2 separate regions of the Mus musculus genome follow, and region 2 is linked to region 1. Evidence: chromatin loops called from intact Hi-C (ENCODE). Cell type or tissue: left cerebral cortex. All regions are shown on one strand.

Region 1 (8,000 bases):
TTAATCCAAAAATATCTTGAAATGTTACCTGGTAGGGAATGTAGAATCATATGCAAAGCTGAGCAGCTCCTGAGGATAGCCAATGGAAACTAATCTCTCCACAGTAAGCTCAAAGCCAAGGGATTCATATTCTGGAGACTTGTACACTGCACAAAGAGGAGGCTCATTAGTCAGCAGGAAGAACAGCCCAGGAGAAGTGAGGCCAAATGAATGAGTCTCTCCTTTTCCCCAATCCCTCCTTTCTTCTTTTCCCTCAAACTTTGTATTCTGTATTATACAGCCCGTACTAAGGAAATTCAGTCATTGGCAGAAACAGGTCCTATCTGAACAGTTTTTAGCCTGTTGTCAACACTTTTCCTATATCTACTCTTTGACTTGCACAATTTAGTGTCGGGGGCAGAGGGACAATCTAACTCTATATATATAGCTATGATATTAACAGTGAGACTGAATAAGGAGCAAACTTGGTAAGAGAGGTGTATCTGTTGGAGGCTTTACTGTAACTGAAACAGCAATATTCAGAACAAGCTTGTCCCTCTTGTCTTTATACTTTAATTTTAGCTTTTTCTGGTAGATGCTCTGTGGTCTTCTAATCAGCTATCTGGTCTGTCTGTCAATGTTCTGCCTTGCAAATGCATCTTCTTATCAGCCCAAACAGCTGTTAGGCCTAACACTGTTACAACCTGCAAAATCATTCCTGATGAGTACCACTGCAAACAAACCATAAGAAAACACATCTAAGACAATGAGCAAAATCTATTTTGCAAACCAGAAATTAGGTATTAAAATCTGGCTCACCAGACATGGCCTTCACTATGGTCACATGCAAATGTGTGTGTAAAACTACGTATTTCTCCTAATCTGCTTCATAAACATACTGTTCACTAAAAGCTAAATGGCACAGGTTTCAGCTGTGCAGTTTCTCTTTACTATGTCTAAAATTTGACACAATGAAAGAGTTTAAGTGTTATCACTGCAGCTCAACAATAAAATGTCACTCCTTCAAATACACTTCTTCCAATTGGTACATTTAAAACCTTTCTTGTTTCCAGGAGCAGGAAAGTCAGTCACATTACAAAAATCAATAAAATTTCAGAAACCTGTTATTCCTAAACTCCAGCCTAGACAAAGATATCTGCTCCGTTCTCAGTCTCAACCCTGTTAGGTCATTACAGTTCTCCCATCTACTATTAACATCTTTAGCCCACAGTCGAACTGGACTTTGCCATCTGTCTGCCTATTTAAACTGGTACTGTTAGGTCTCAAATCCAGGACAAACTGCTAACTGTTGTGCTTAACATATCAAATCGACTCTGGGTGCCAGTCTCCCAGAGTCTCTACCTGTTAAGAGTCCTCCTGGCTGGCACACCCTGCCCCTGACCCCGACCTCACCAAGAACCCCTTCCTCCAGCTGCTGGTCTTCCCTAACATTAACTCTGGATATGTTCTTTTCTTTTTTGGTTTTTCAAGACAAGTTTTCTCTGTGTAGCCCTGGCTGTTCTGGAACTCACTCTGAAGACAAGACTGGCCTCAAACTCAAGGACAGCCGCCTGCCTATCCCTCCTGAGTACTGGGATTAAAGAAGTATGTCACCATTCTCAGCTACTCTGGATATTTTCAAAAGCAGCTAGACTTCTCCCCCCCCCCCCCATAACTTCTACTTTAGCCTCTCTACTTATACTATGATCCCTCAAAACAAAAAAATAAACCCTGAAGCCTTCAACACAGAATTCCAAGTCTGTCTGACGTGCCTGTGGCAAAGGTAAAGGTAGCACTGTGTGTTCACGTGTATCAGCAGAGTAAGAGCTGGTGACCAGTAAAGCATGGTACCCTGGTACAAAACTGATCTACACTGAAAAACAAAACCAAAAACTAGCATCCTTCATCTACCTTCCCCAGCCATGATGTCATGCCAATTGTAAAGCCACTATTGACAAAATTTCTAAAAACCCAAATTAACTTCCCCATAATAATCAAAAGTCCTATTTAATTCAAAAGTATACAAGAAAAAAATCCAGTACAGCTAACTTTTTTCTAAGATCTAGCTCATGTAAAATACTTGTCAATTGTTAATATTTCAAAAAGGATAATTTGCTGAATATGCCTTCAAAACAAAGATTAAAAACTAAACGTGGGGCTGGAAAGATGGCTCAGAGGTTAAGAGCACTGGCTGTTCTTCCTGATATCCTGAGTTCAAATCCCAGCAACCACATAGTGGCTCACAACCACCTGTAATGGGATCTGGTTCCCTCTTCTGGTGTGCAAACACGCATGCAGGGAGAACAATGTATACATAATAAATAATCAAATCTTTAAAAAGAAACAAACAAATTAGACCTATTCCCCCACCACTCTTAAACTTATGCCTAAATTGACAATTTTCTGTGGTTAATGAGTTATGATGAATTGGTCATTGAAAACTATGTCCATGAGATAATCTTAACTGAAGGTCTAATTAATTTAGCATTATTTTTCTTAATAAAGCTTTTAAATTATAATATAATAACATAAATTCTCCCTTTCTTGTCCTCCTCCAACCCTCTTGTGTTTTTTCCTACTTCCTCTAAAATTAATGGCCTCTTATTATTGTTGTTGCATATATACACACCAATGAATATATATGTATAAATATATAAATGTGACTGAGTCCAGTCAGTGTGGCTTGTATGAATATGATTTCAAGGCTGACTACTTTGTATTAAATAATCAATTAGGGGGCTATCCCGGGGAGAGGGTAATTCTCTAGCAGTAGTCATTAGTTGCCTGTAGGTCTCTAACTAATGTGGAATCTGTGAGATCTCTCACTTGTACATTAGCATGTCTAGTGATACAGTTACTGTTCACGTCATCCTCAGGCAGCTATGTTACTGAGGTGTTGTGGGTGTAGCTTCCTGGCATACCTAGGAAACAATCTCACCAGTGAAAAAATATACAAAAATAATTCTAAATCCTAAAGAAACAATGGTAAAACCAAAATACCACACCTACACTGTGTTCAGAGGGCAAAACTTCTCAAATATTTAATTATGGTGACTTTCTATAAATTCACCTTGGAAACACTAAGTCTCCTTTCTCTAAGGCAGTTCATGGTACTTCCCAGAAACGTAACGAGTCCTCTGCACTCGCTGGCCTGAGCTGGGGTCTGTAACTGTTGCTATGAACGTCCAGTTATTCAGGCCATCAAAGCTCAAGCTTGAATGCTGAAGCACACTGTACTCTTCTGATTTCTTCCAACTGGACCAGAATAGACTGCCCTGGTCTTGGGTGGGAATGGATTTATCACAGAGAGTCCAAGTACTTCTTTAACAACCCTATCTATTTCACCAAGCTCTATATTAATCAGCAAGATGGACAAGCTATTGACATCTCCTCGTAAGCCTCTCGGATAATCATTTCAGCGGTGCACACTCCCAGGTCACTAAATCATCTGTAGACCTACATCTAATACAGCCGCAGCTGAAGGAGCAGAACTGTCTTTCACAAAACAGGACTTTAGATGTTTCTTCCAAATGCCCCTGGGAAAAAAACAACACTTATTCTGACCCAGTTGCAAAATGTCATGAAGCTTATGCAGTGCTACCTTCTCCACGGATAAAGGTAAAAGAAGTACTCAGGGCAGAGGCAGGCACCCCTCCTTGTTCAAGGACAGCCCTACACAATGAGCTTCGGGCCACACAGGGCTGCTTAATGGCATCCTGTCTCAAAAAAAAAAAAAAAAGTTAAAAAATTAAAAAAAAAAAAAAAAAACAACATCTTTTTATTCCCCCATCAAGTGGGCCCTTTACCCTGGCTACAGACCCCTGCAGGACCAGCCTCTATCTCCTCAGGCTGCAGAGCTCTATGTCTTGCCACAGCTGCAAAAAACTCTAACTTCAGTTCTTCTCACAAAACTGGAAAGCGAATAATCCAAAGCTTCAAGCATTGCTCTCACAACTAACTTCCCAGGGTTCCAACCCTGGACAATGGTTTCTGAGTGCAGCAATCTCACATCAACTGCTTACTTATTCTCGGAGGAAATTCTGAGCCTAGCCCAATTTACCCAAAATCCAAAGACAAAGAAAGAAATTGTTTTAAGGGCCAAAGTCCAAAAGAAATAGGAAAAAAATAAAACAAAACAAAACACCACCCTGCTTTAGCCCCTAGGACAGCACACAGTGTTCTCAGGTTACGTAACAAGACTATAAAGAGAACAGCCAAAGCTTTGAAAGTTGAAGCTACAGAGCGCATTTAAAGATATTCTTTACTCAATAATCTGCAAGGAAAAACAGCTCTTCAAAAATAACTGCATGCTGTGGGGATGGAGCTGTGGGCTCTGCTCTGTGTGGAAGCTGCTCACCCAACCAAAGCAGAGCTGACATTAGCAGAGGGCGCTCCTTTGACTAAGGAAAGTTTCTGCCAGAAGCTTGGAGCGCTTATGCATCTTTACCATTGTCACCAAGACACACTGTGTGAGGAGGAGCTTACAGATTTTAGAAAAATAAAGGGCAAACCTCTACAGAGGTTGCAGCCTAGCAGAGCACTGCTGCCCAAAACGAGAACTCACATGAGGCAGATGCAGGTAGTGTGTGCCACTCCAGTCTTGAAGGAGTTACACTGGCTTTCCTGTTAAAACAAAAAACAAAAAAAACAAAGCAACAAAACAAAACAAAAACAAAAGCTGGTTTTAAACTGTTGTGATGAACTGGAAGGGAGAGACAACATTTGGAGATAGGTTTACAGGAGTTAACACTGCCCTCCAGTCTAGGAGCCTCCAACCATCACTGACACTAGTTCTAGCTGACTATAACAAAATATGAGCATTGAAAATAAGCCCAAGTATTGTGTATTATTTTCTTCTTCTGGCAATCTGGGTTAGGAATAAAAGCCAAGTCTGATAGTCTGATAATAAAATTTTAGGCCAAAAGAGTAAGAGAAGACTAAATTAGTCAGCTCCAGTGGCTTCCAGGGTCCTGCTGAGGACACTGGCTAGTAAATGGTGCTTACACTGTTACAGCTCAGAAGCCTGATTTAAGAAGAAAACAGAATACAAAGCAGCCCCATCTTGCTTTCAAGTATCTACTTATGCTGAACTTCCCTCTACCAGTCTACTATCCCTCAACACCTAGCTGTCATCCTTACATGTACCATATCAACTGTATGCTGCTATAAGCCTAATGAAATGTCTACATCTGTAATGAAAGGAAAGTTTAAAACTTTTCACTTTGTCAGTGGACATTTTTTTCTCAGTAAGAAGAATTAGAATACTAGATTTCATAGTTAAAACAAATATCCCAAAATAATTGAGTTGAATATACATGTGTATTCTTTAAACATATGGATAGTTTTAAGATATACATTATGTCTCACTTTATAGGTGAGGCTCCTTTAAGTCCTAGGTTGTGGCTTTCTGTTTGTTTTTATGTAAAAGGAAGATGGTAATCATAGGAATAGCAGAAATGGTTGGCTGCAGTATATAAAAAAGAAACCATCACTACCAGACAATATGAACAGCAGTGACAACAGTCCACCCACCCAAGAGGTCATTAGCCTTTAGGCTGTATATGAAATCAATATCAATGTTCTTTATATTTAATTATTAGGCTATGTGGTATTAGTCCTCTGTAATTATAACTTGAAAACACATTAATAAGCATTTTTGAAAGAGAAAATACTAATAAAACCTTCTTAGTTCCACATCAACTGTTACCAGGACTTTTTCTACTATAAATAACAGCCCAAAAAGTGTGATCCAGCAACTCACACAGGCAACTTTTCTCTAACCCAAGGGATTACAAATGATCGAAAAGTTTGGAAATCATGGGACACATTTAGTAATATTTTTAAACCCTCCAAGTTACTAAGTACCTAAGTAAAGTAAATGAGAGAGCCTTAAAATACTGCCAATGTTTCCATTCTTGAAAAACAAAATTCAATGGTAACTAAGAAACGTATTTGTTTAACAGTACCAAGGCAGAGCAGGAAAAGTGACCCAGGAGCTAAGAGCCTCCTGTTCATCCAGACAGCGCTAGCTGCGGTGAGGCCCCAGCACCTGTGTTACCTGACACTCTAGCTCCAGCTCCTCCACCTCCTACCTCTCTCCACTGTTACCCACAGACGAGGGGCTTACATTCGCTCAGGTACATGTGTACATGGTTTTTTGAAAAGTAGTAAGGCAGATATGATGCCATACGAATGTCTTCTAGCACTTAAGAAGCCAAAGCAGAACTGTCTTGAGTTCAAAGCCAGCCAAGTCTACACAGCCAAGTCTAGTACAGGCCAGGTAGATACATAATAAAACTCTAATAAACACATAGGCAAGCAAACAAATACAAATGGGAGTTTAAAAGAATGTTTAATATATAAACAACTCAAGAAATTAAACACCAACAACCCAAATAATCCAATTTAAAAGGGGGGTACAGAGCTAAACAGAATTCTCAACAGAGAAATCTTAATGGCCGAGAAGCACTTAAAGAAATGTTCAACCTATCAAGTCATCAGGGAAATGCAAATCAAAATGATTCCATCTTATACCTACCTGTCAGAATGGCTAAAATAAAAACTCAAGTGACAGCACAGGCTGGCGAGTATGTGGAAAAAGAGAAGCATTCCTCCATTGTCAGTGGGAGTGCAAACTTGTACAACCACTATGGAAATCAATTTGGCAGTTTCTCAGAAAACTGGGAATAGTTCTACCTCAGACCCAGCTATATAGCTCTCCACCATCCCACAAAGACGCTTGCTCAACTCTGCTCATATCAGCTTTATCTGTAATAGCCAGAAACTGGAAACAACTCAGATAACTCTCAACCGAAGAATGGATTTAAAAAAAAAAAAAAAAGAAGTGTTACATTTGCATAAAGGAATGCCACCAAGCTATTAAAATAAAAGCAAGGACATCATGAAATTTGCAGGCAAATGGATGGAACTAGAAAATATCCTGAGTGAGGTAACCCAGACCCAGAAAGACGTGTATGGCATGTACTCACTTGTAAGTGGTATTGGCCATAAAGTACAGAATAACCATGATACAATCCCAAAGAAACTAGGTAATAAGGAGGTCCCAAGGGAGGGTGTATGAATCCCACTCAAAGGGCAAATAAAATAGACATCAGAAGTGAATGGAGAGAGGGAACTGGGTGGGAGAGGGAGAGAGGGAGCGGGGAAGGGGATGAGGCAGGGATCGGGTGTGAAGAGAGCAGAGGACGGGGGATGAGAGAGCTGAAAATGAGAAGAGAAATTGGTAGGGGGGACATTTCTGGGACAAGCAAGAGACCTGGGAAGGGGGAGCTCCTGGGAGGATATGAAGCCTGATTTGACTAACATCTGTAGCTTCCAGTGGAGGGGGGGGGGGGGCACCAACCTACCCATAAAACCTTTGATCCAAAATCTGCCCTGCCTACAAGATGTGTAGGCATAAAGGTGGAGCAGAAATTGAGAAAATGGCCAACCAATGACCAACCCAACTTGAGACCCACCCAATGGGAGAGCGCCAACCCCTGACACTATTAATGCTACTCTGCTATGCTTGCAGACAGAAGCCTAGCACAACTGCCAACTGAGAGGCTTCAGCTAGCAGCTGATGGAAACAGATGCAGAGACCCAGAGCCAAACATTAGGTAGAGCTCAGGGACTCTTATGGGAAGAGTTGGTTGGTGGCTGAGGAAGCTGGAGGGGTCAAGGGCACCACAAGACCTAAAGAGCCAAATAACCTGGGCCCATGGGGGTTCATATAGACTGAAACACCAACCAAAGAGCAGTCATGGACTGGACCTAAGCCCCTATACAAATGCAGCATATGTGCAGCTCAGTCTCAATCGGAGCAGGGACTGTCTCTGGCTCGACTCTGTTGTCTGTCTTTGAATCCCTTTGCTGAGCTGGGGTGCCTTGTCTGGCCTCAGTGGAAGAAGATGCTATCATTCCTGATGAGACTTGATGTGCCAGGGCAGGTTGGTACCTGGGGTGGGAGGCCTCCTCTGAGAAGGGGAGAGGGAGAGGGAAGAGGACAGGGATGAGAGGAG
Region 2 (8,000 bases), 52 kb after region 1:
CAGCTTCAACCTCTGGGTCCCACATGGGGGAAGGAGAACCATACCCACAAGTTGTCCTCTGTCCTATGTGTACACAAAGACATGTTCCTGTGTGGGCATGCATTTTGGTGTGTGTTTACACACAGTAAGTTAAATGTACTTTAAACAAGCAAAATAGGGCTGGAGAGATAGCTCAGCAGTTAAAAGCACTGCTCTTCCAGAGGTCCTGAGTTCAATTCCCAGCAACCACATGGTGGCTCCCAGCCATCTGTAATGGGATGCCACATCCTCTTCTGGTGTCTGAAGAAAAACTGAATTAGGTAAAGAGGAGGGGGGATGTTTATTATATGTATCTATCTTGGGTCAGGACACCCTTGTGCCACAGGATGCATATGGACATCAGAGGACAACTTGTGGGAGTTAATTCTCTCCTTCCACCATGTGGGGCACAGGGATCAAACTCAGGTTGTCAGGCTTGCAAGGATACTGCCTTTACCCGCTGAGCCATCTCTCTGGCCCAAAGAAAGAAACTTTAAATCGGGTCTAGTAGCAGAAGACTGTTCTGGGAGCCACTCTGGAGACTGAAGGCAGGAAGATTAAGCTCAAGGTTGGCCTGGGCTTCATGGCAATGTCTAGGTCAGCCTAGATAACTTTCGAAAACCCTTATCAAAGTAAAAAGTTTAGAAGTGGGGAAAAAAAGGCTGGGGACGTGTTGTTGTAGAGCGCTTGCCTACACAAGGCCCCTGGTACCACAAAACAACACTATATACTAGATATTCCATGAAACTAAAACAAGGAACTTTAAAAAACACTTATTTACCCCTAAAAGCCAGACTATCAAACAAAAACCCTACTGCTAGGTATAAGCAACTTCCTTTGAAGTTGTTGGTCACAAGTCCAAAAAAAAATAATGGAAGGAATTGCCACCACTGCCCTTGATTGCCCCCCAAAAATCGAAGGTAAGAGCCTATTGCTGAAGATAGCATATACTTCACATACATATACTTCACATACGGGACTTGGAGGAACTGGAATGGAAATGACCTAGAAGTCTCCTACCCAAGGACTAGCTCTCACAGCACCTGAAGGAGTAATGCAAGCTATCACTAAAGATGCAACAGTGACACTTACTAACTGGACTCCGGTGCACTCAACAGGAGGGAATCCATGCTAGGCACTATAATCCTAGCTGTGGAATCCGAGCTGTGGCTGGTGAAGCCATGGAACCCAGAGAACCTACAACGCTGCCACTTATAGACAGTGTAAGTTCTAGCCACATGCTCAGCACCCCTCCTTATTCCCACAGGAAAGTGCAGCTCTCACTTTTTTTTTTTTTTTTCAAGCAGAGATCACTGTAGAAAGCCACAAAAAACTGTTCAAAATGCAGAAAACAACCAACTGTGGGTGCCCAGACCCAACTGATAGGTCTACAGCACAATCTCTACACCCAAGGCTCAAGAACATTTTGGAAAAGGAGGGAATTCTAAGAGCCAAAGGACCGTGATGTCTGCTGTGAGACAGCGTCCTTTGTGTGGCAGGAAAGCTGCATCATGAACACTCAACAACAGCTGCCTAAACAAGACCTGAAAAAAACCACTACCAACTCACATGCCAACATCAGATGGGGAGAAGTCCCAAGGCCCCACCGATATGAAGTGCTATAGGAAATTAATGGTTGGTAATAAAGTCAGAATCAGCCTTCTCTAGAGATGAGCTCCCAGACAGGTTATTCAATTCCAAGTCGTCAGCTGTAAACACACATAGATATGAGTAACAGTAGATGATCTCACCAGGTTATAGTTATAGATGTGTATGTACATATGCTACAGTAACAAGAGACTATGTATGTGAGGATGAGATGTGTGCATGGGAAGAGTTGAGGGGTAAAGGAAGAAGGTTTTACAGTACTCACATATGAAATGTTTCAACAAAAAAGAAACAGATTAAATAAATTATTACACACTTTTTAAAAAAGTACATTCCACTAGTCATATGAATGAAAGCACGCTAACATTTAAAATGTCTGTGTGTTTGAGACAGGGTGTCATGACTCTGAGGCTGGCCTAGAATTCCATTTGTAACCAGCAACCTTAAGCCCCTGATTGTCCTGCTTTCACCACAGCTGGTATCGCTTTTTTTAAGAAAAGCTATTAAGTTTCAGGTGCCAGGTTTTCCAAGTTGATCCTGTCACACAGGGCTCTTTCATTTGGCATTTCTCATAATGGCTCCCAGCCAACAGAGACACGCAAATGGTAGAATAAACAGTTCAACAGTCTCCACATCAACTTCATCTTTTTGATTCTGTAGTCAGCATTAAAAGGGGGAGGATTTTTGCTTTCCTGATACTAGGGGGGTTTCTGTTACTGCTATTGGATTTTTGTTGTTTTATTGCTAGTTATTTTCCACAAACTTTTGCAACCAATCTCTAGAGAATGCAATCAAATTTCAATCAATAAAGTTATATAAAACAAGACGTGTTGGCCCTCACCTATAATCCCAGCCCTAAGAGGCTGAAGCAAGAGAACTGCAAGCTGGAGGCCAGCCTGAACTACTGAGTTCCAAGCCAGTTTAAGATTTAGTGAGACTCCCCATCCTTAGCCCCTTACGACTTGGTATGGCTGAAGAGATAGCTCAGAGATTAAGCACATTGGTTGCTCTTCAGGAGACCGGAGTTCAAGTCCCAGCTCTCACATGGTGGCTCACAACCATCTGTAGCTCCAGTTCCAGGAAATACAATGCCCTCTTTGGATCCTGATAGACACCAGGCACACAAATGGTGTACATACATGCAGGCAAAACACTCAACACATAAAATATGAATGAATATAACATAAAAAATATGTAATGGTCCAATGACAAAATTTTAGTACTCCATGATAATTTGTTATCAACTTCATGTAAGGAAATTAACATCCTCAGGTTTGAACCTAAAAAAAAAAAAACACCTCCCCTCCCACATATTATTTTTAAAGGGGTGGTAGGGGTTCCTTTTATTCATTTTGCTCTAGCTCCAAAGAATCCAAGTCACATTATGTTGTAAAGAGCTTACCAGAACATCTGTTACTAGCTTCGTCTGGTACTACTGCCCTTAAACTGTCCGTAAGCTGTCTCCTGGCTGGAAGTACAGCTTTCACTACTCACTTGTCACTTAGCATATGCCTTGTGATAGTCAGCATCTCATGTTAGTAGATGCTGTCACAAAAGCTAAAAACATCACATCAACAAACACTTCCTGAAAGCATGTGTGCCCGCACTGCCTGCTATCCTGCATAAAGGCCTGGTATAAAGCATCCAAAAATGAAAATAAGATCAAGTCCAGTAGCAGTGTGTACTCAGCAATCATCACTAAGTAAAAACCTACATTTGAGGTCACCCGTAGTGGCTCACTTTGCAATCCAAGCTATGCAGGTCTCTGGGACCAGCCCAGAGCACAAAATGTCTGAGACCTTATCGCAAAAAAGCTAGAAAACAAAAAAGTAAAACATAAGTAAATCTCTTGGTAAGATGTCAGCAGGTTGGTTTTTGTTTTGCTTTTTGGAAAGAGTGAAGCAGTAAAGCACCCCCGCCCACCCCCTTTTTCTCAAGCCCAGGCAAGCATGGTGGCACATGCCTACAATCCCAGCGCTTTGGAGAGCTGAGGTAGGACGATCCCAAATTAGAGCCCCGCCTAAGCTACACGGCCAATTCAAGGTGCGCGGGTGGGTGCTAGGCCCTTGGAAGAGGAACCCAAAATGAGCAGCTTAAAAAGGCTCTTCCTCAAAATAAAAAAGGCCTGAACGTAGTTCAATAGTAGACTGCTTTGCCTAGCCTAAGCTTAGTCCCTAGTTCAGTCCCCAGTAGAGAGATCCTGTACACTTTTTAAAAACTATTTTTTGTTTTTGTTTTGTTTGTTGTTTTGTTTTGAGACAGAGTCTCTAGTAGTTCTGGCTGTCCTGAACTTGCTACCTAGACCAGGCTTGTCACCTGACCCTGCGTCTCCAGTGAACCACCACACCAAACTGAGAACCTACAGTTTATAGACACAGGCCAAGAAATGTGTGCACAGTACTCAGAAAACTGAAGAATTTTTAGGATAACCTGGGATGCATAGTGAAACGCAGTAACATAAACATCAACTTTTTCTAAATACCATGTTTGAGACACCAATTTCCTCATACAGCTGAGTCCCCCATAACCTGGCTCTCTTCAGGAAGACGTATGTCATCTAGTAAGGCCAGCAGGCACTCTGAGTACTCATATTTACCAAACGCTTCTGATGACTGTACTGTTTCATACGACAGAACCTTGAAGGGCATCTTATTTTACAGATTAATGCTGGCTGAGAATAATGCAACAACCAATAGTACTGAATTTGGCTTTTTGTTCATTTTTTTGGTAAGAGTGAAGCTTAAACCAGTTTTTCAAGCTCAGGCATGGTGGAACAAGCCTATTAATATCTGTTAGGGACCTGGAAGAGAAAGATCCCAAGTTCGAGGCCACTAGGGTACAGAGCCTGTTCGAGGCCTACAAACAGGTTCATATTGTAATGGAAATGCTCTTCGGAAGCAAGCCGGGAAGCATCAATCCTTGTATCAACAGCCCAGCATAACCACCTTGCCACTACGAGCACCCGCAACGATTTTATTGCAATTTTTAACCAGCTGGTTTGTTAAACTGAACCTCTAAGCCCTGATGTCTTCTCTTACATTCTTAGCCATTGATGGAAAATGCTAAGGTGACTATGTGAAAGACCTGAAGTCTTTCTGTACTCACTACGTCTACGATAAATGGCACCGTTTTAACATCCTCCCCCTACACATGACGGCCAAAGGAATTTGCATCCCTTAAGAAAAATTATAGGTCTACGGTCATTATGAAACAATGTGCGGGGGGGGGGGGGGCGCAGAGAAGTGGTGGGGAACACGCAACCGTGTTGAGTGACTAGTCATTTCAGAGTGCTCTATTAGAGCACAGCCCTCGACTACCGAGGCTGTGAAACAAATCCGACACAAACCTTCATCTAATGCTTTTAAAGGCTGCGGCCAGGCAAAGCCAACCGCTCAAAACGCTGTTCTTGTAACAGGCCCCACTTCTGCATCTCGCCCTGCAGGGCTTCGGGGGCCCCAGAAAAAAAAAGGCGAGGGACAAACCGCCTCCAAACGTCTTTAGGCGAGACTTGCAATTGATGTGAGCTTTCCAGGAAGTACTGCGCACCACAAAACTGGCTCGTGGGCCATTCCGCGGGCAGATCCAAACCCTGCCAGGCTCGCAGCCCATGAGGGGAGCCCCGCACCCGCCTCACGAGAACTGAGGCCAGGCTGCCAGCCCAGAGAGACCAGGGGAACCGAGAGCGGCGCCTGCCCGCCCACTCCGCGAGAAAGGCGGGGTCCCAGCTAGCGGACGCTGGGAAACAATGGCGCGAGCATGACGTGGGCCGGGGGCGTCGCCGCCGCGCGGGGAAGGGGCTGCGGCGGGCCGGGGGCGCCCGGGCCGGGGGCGTGCGCCACGCCGGGGCGCTGAGGCCGCGGGCGCGCGGGCAGATCTGGGCCGGGGTAGGGAGCCCTGAGGAAAGGGACGCCGGGCGGACGGCGGGGGCCGCTGGGTCGCGCGCTGGGCCGCGCATCCTCCCCAGCCTGCTCGCTCGCCGCCCGCCCGCTCCAAGCCCCCTCCCGCCCGCCGCGGGTGCCGCCGCACTCACCGGCCGCACCGCACGGCAGCAATCCTAGCGCGCAACTGCCGCAGCCGCCTCGGCGCGCGCCCTCCCCGCCCCCGCCGCCCCGGCACCGCCCCCAGCTCGCGCCCGGCCAGGGACCGGCGCTCTGTTCCTTACCCGGGCTCCGCCGCAGAAGCCGGCCGCGGCGATGCTCCCTGGCGGGCGGTCCTGTCTCAGGGCCCCTCACAGGGCTCGGGGAACTTCCCACCACAGAACTCCCAGAGCTGCTAAACTCCGAGGGTGATGCACGTTAACAACCTATCCATTTCCTAGGAATAACCACCTCTTGGCTTTTTGCCTGCTCCCCTCAGCACACTCCTGGCTGCCCCGCCCCTACCTTAGGTGACCACGCCTACTCTGCGAGAGGCTTTCCCTAAGGTGGGAAGAGTGTGTCCCTTACTCCTAGCAGCTTACTCCTAGACAAACGAACCAGAGGGTCTCCCTGGAAGACCTTGAACTCAACTCCATGATAATCATAGGGACCAGCTTTGGGGTTTATCAGAATGAGTTCAAATCCTAGTTTCACTACTTACCCAGGGAACCAACCAAGGAACCTGACTACACACAGTTGATTTATCCGAGATATTATTGATAGAATGAAACAATACAGACTCCAGGCTTAGTTCTGGATCCTAGCAAACAATAAATAGTAGTTGAATACACTGACACCCGTTACCGTACTTCACTACAAGACAGCCCACCCACTATGTCCAGAACACTGCATTCCTTAGTCTGGGCAGCTCTGGAATTCATCGCAAAGACCAAATTCTAGTCCTGGGAGCCTCGGAAAAGCAACTGATCTACTGGTTCTTCGACCTTGGACTTTGCCCAAGATCTTCCCGAGTTGGGGATATTTGATCCCTCCCATTGTTTTTCCTCTGTCCTAATTCTGAGGATCTTTGTCTTTCTCTCAGGCATTTGGCTGATTTGATTTTGATTTCCTTTAGATGGTATCATCCAAGACTAAGCCAAGTTTTGTAGTACCATCATAATCAAGGAGGACTATGGCTTCCACTTTGTAACAGCGCCTTGCATTTGTGCAGTAAAGTTCTCAGTGAACACTAAGTATGGTAGCTTGCCGGGAGTCCTAGCTTCTGGAGATGCTAGGACTAAGGCAAGAGGATTACGTGAGCCCAGAATTTGAAGTTAACCTGAGCAACATAATGAAAGAAAGAAAAAAGGGAGAGGAAGCAATGGTGAGGGGGGGGGGGGGAACAAGGAAGAAAGAGGAGGAAGGAGAAGAAAATGAAAAAGAGAAGAAAGTTCTTGGCAGACATACTACTGACTCATTACACTTGCAGTCAACCTGAACCACAGGGTGTTTTTGAAAACAGGAGGGCTCTGCTAACAGCTTCTACTTACCCTCCTGTGCCTTTCACCCTGCCTAGGTCAGCTGAGGATAAGCCCCTATTAGGCTTTTCACCTATTAGGCTTTTCAACATGGGAAAAATGGCATGTAAGCCAGTTTGCAGTTAGCTTAATACCACCTTTAAGCCAAGTATGTTTCTAGAAAGCCTGGTTTTGTAGGTAGGCCTGGAGTGGTTAAAGCTTACCTTGAATTCCTCTCAGGAGGCAGAGGCAGGTGGATCTCTGAATTCAGGGCCAGCCTGATCTACAGAGCAAGTTCTGGGCCAGCCAGGGCTACCAAATAAGACCCTGTCTCAAAATAAGTAAATAAATGCCCAGTTCTGTGACTAAAGACTGGTACGGGGCCGGGCGTGGTGGCGCACGCCTTTAATCCCAGCACTTGGGAAGCAGAGGCAGGCGGATTTCTGAGTTCCAGGCCAGCCTGGTCTACAGAGTGAATGCCAGAACAGCCAGGGCTACACAGAGAAACCCTGTCTGGGGGGGGGGGGCGGGGGACTGGTAGGGGGCTGTGTACATTTGACAGGAAAAAAGGAGAGTGCACACAGAGACTACAGAGAAGTAACAACAGGGTATGTTAATAATGGGTTTGCTTTCAGTGACAAGAGTTAGGTATCTTTTTATTCTTATTTTTCCTTTTCCTGTTTGAGTCTCTGTAGAACAGGTTAGCTTCAAACTCATGAGAATCCTCCTGTCTCAACTACAATTATAAGCATGAGCCACCACGTCTGGCTTTTCTTTATACTTCTTCACAAATTTTCCTACATTGTGTTACTTTTATAATTGAGAAATCTGAGAGGCCGAGGCACCGGGTCTGAGTTCCACTCTCTGGCATCCACACGAAGCCAGCATGGCTCTATGCAGCCTATCATCCCAAGACCAAGAGGTGAGAACAGGACCCCTGGGCTCCTGCCAGCCAGGCTAGCCAATCAGTTAGCCCCGTTCAGCGAGAGACCCCTATCTC

What was found. Hi-C counts contacts between places; a loop is a spot of excess contacts. Peaks named below come from ENCODE experiments on the same cell type or tissue, not always from the same donor. Only the 100,000 strongest peaks of a DNase experiment are listed, where the experiment ranks them.
Region 2: it touches region 1 in a loop (6-fold over the local background); 7 of 42 quality-filtered maps call a loop at or near these places.

Annotation. Positions count from the first base shown.
Region 1 is chr19:46,904,947-46,912,946 of GRCm38, forward strand. Nt5c2 (5'-nucleotidase, cytosolic II) reads right to left here. Exons shown (of 18, transcript NM_029810.5): 4 at 29-146. Among named protein-coding and RNA genes, the nearest start is that of Nt5c2, 53 kb to the right of the region's middle. In left cerebral cortex, a CTCF peak has its summit at 4,158; DNase peaks (open chromatin) are centred at 107 and 4,226; H3K27ac peaks cover 6,121 bases.
Region 2 is chr19:46,956,616-46,964,615 of GRCm38, forward strand. Nt5c2 (5'-nucleotidase, cytosolic II) reads right to left here and starts at 5,693. Exons shown (of 18, transcript NM_029810.5): 1 at 5,657-5,693. In left cerebral cortex, no CTCF peak of the experiment used is centred here; DNase peaks (open chromatin) are centred at 1,246, 3,179, 3,636, 5,255 and 1 more place; H3K4me3 peaks cover 2,494 bases; H3K27ac peaks cover 3,311 bases.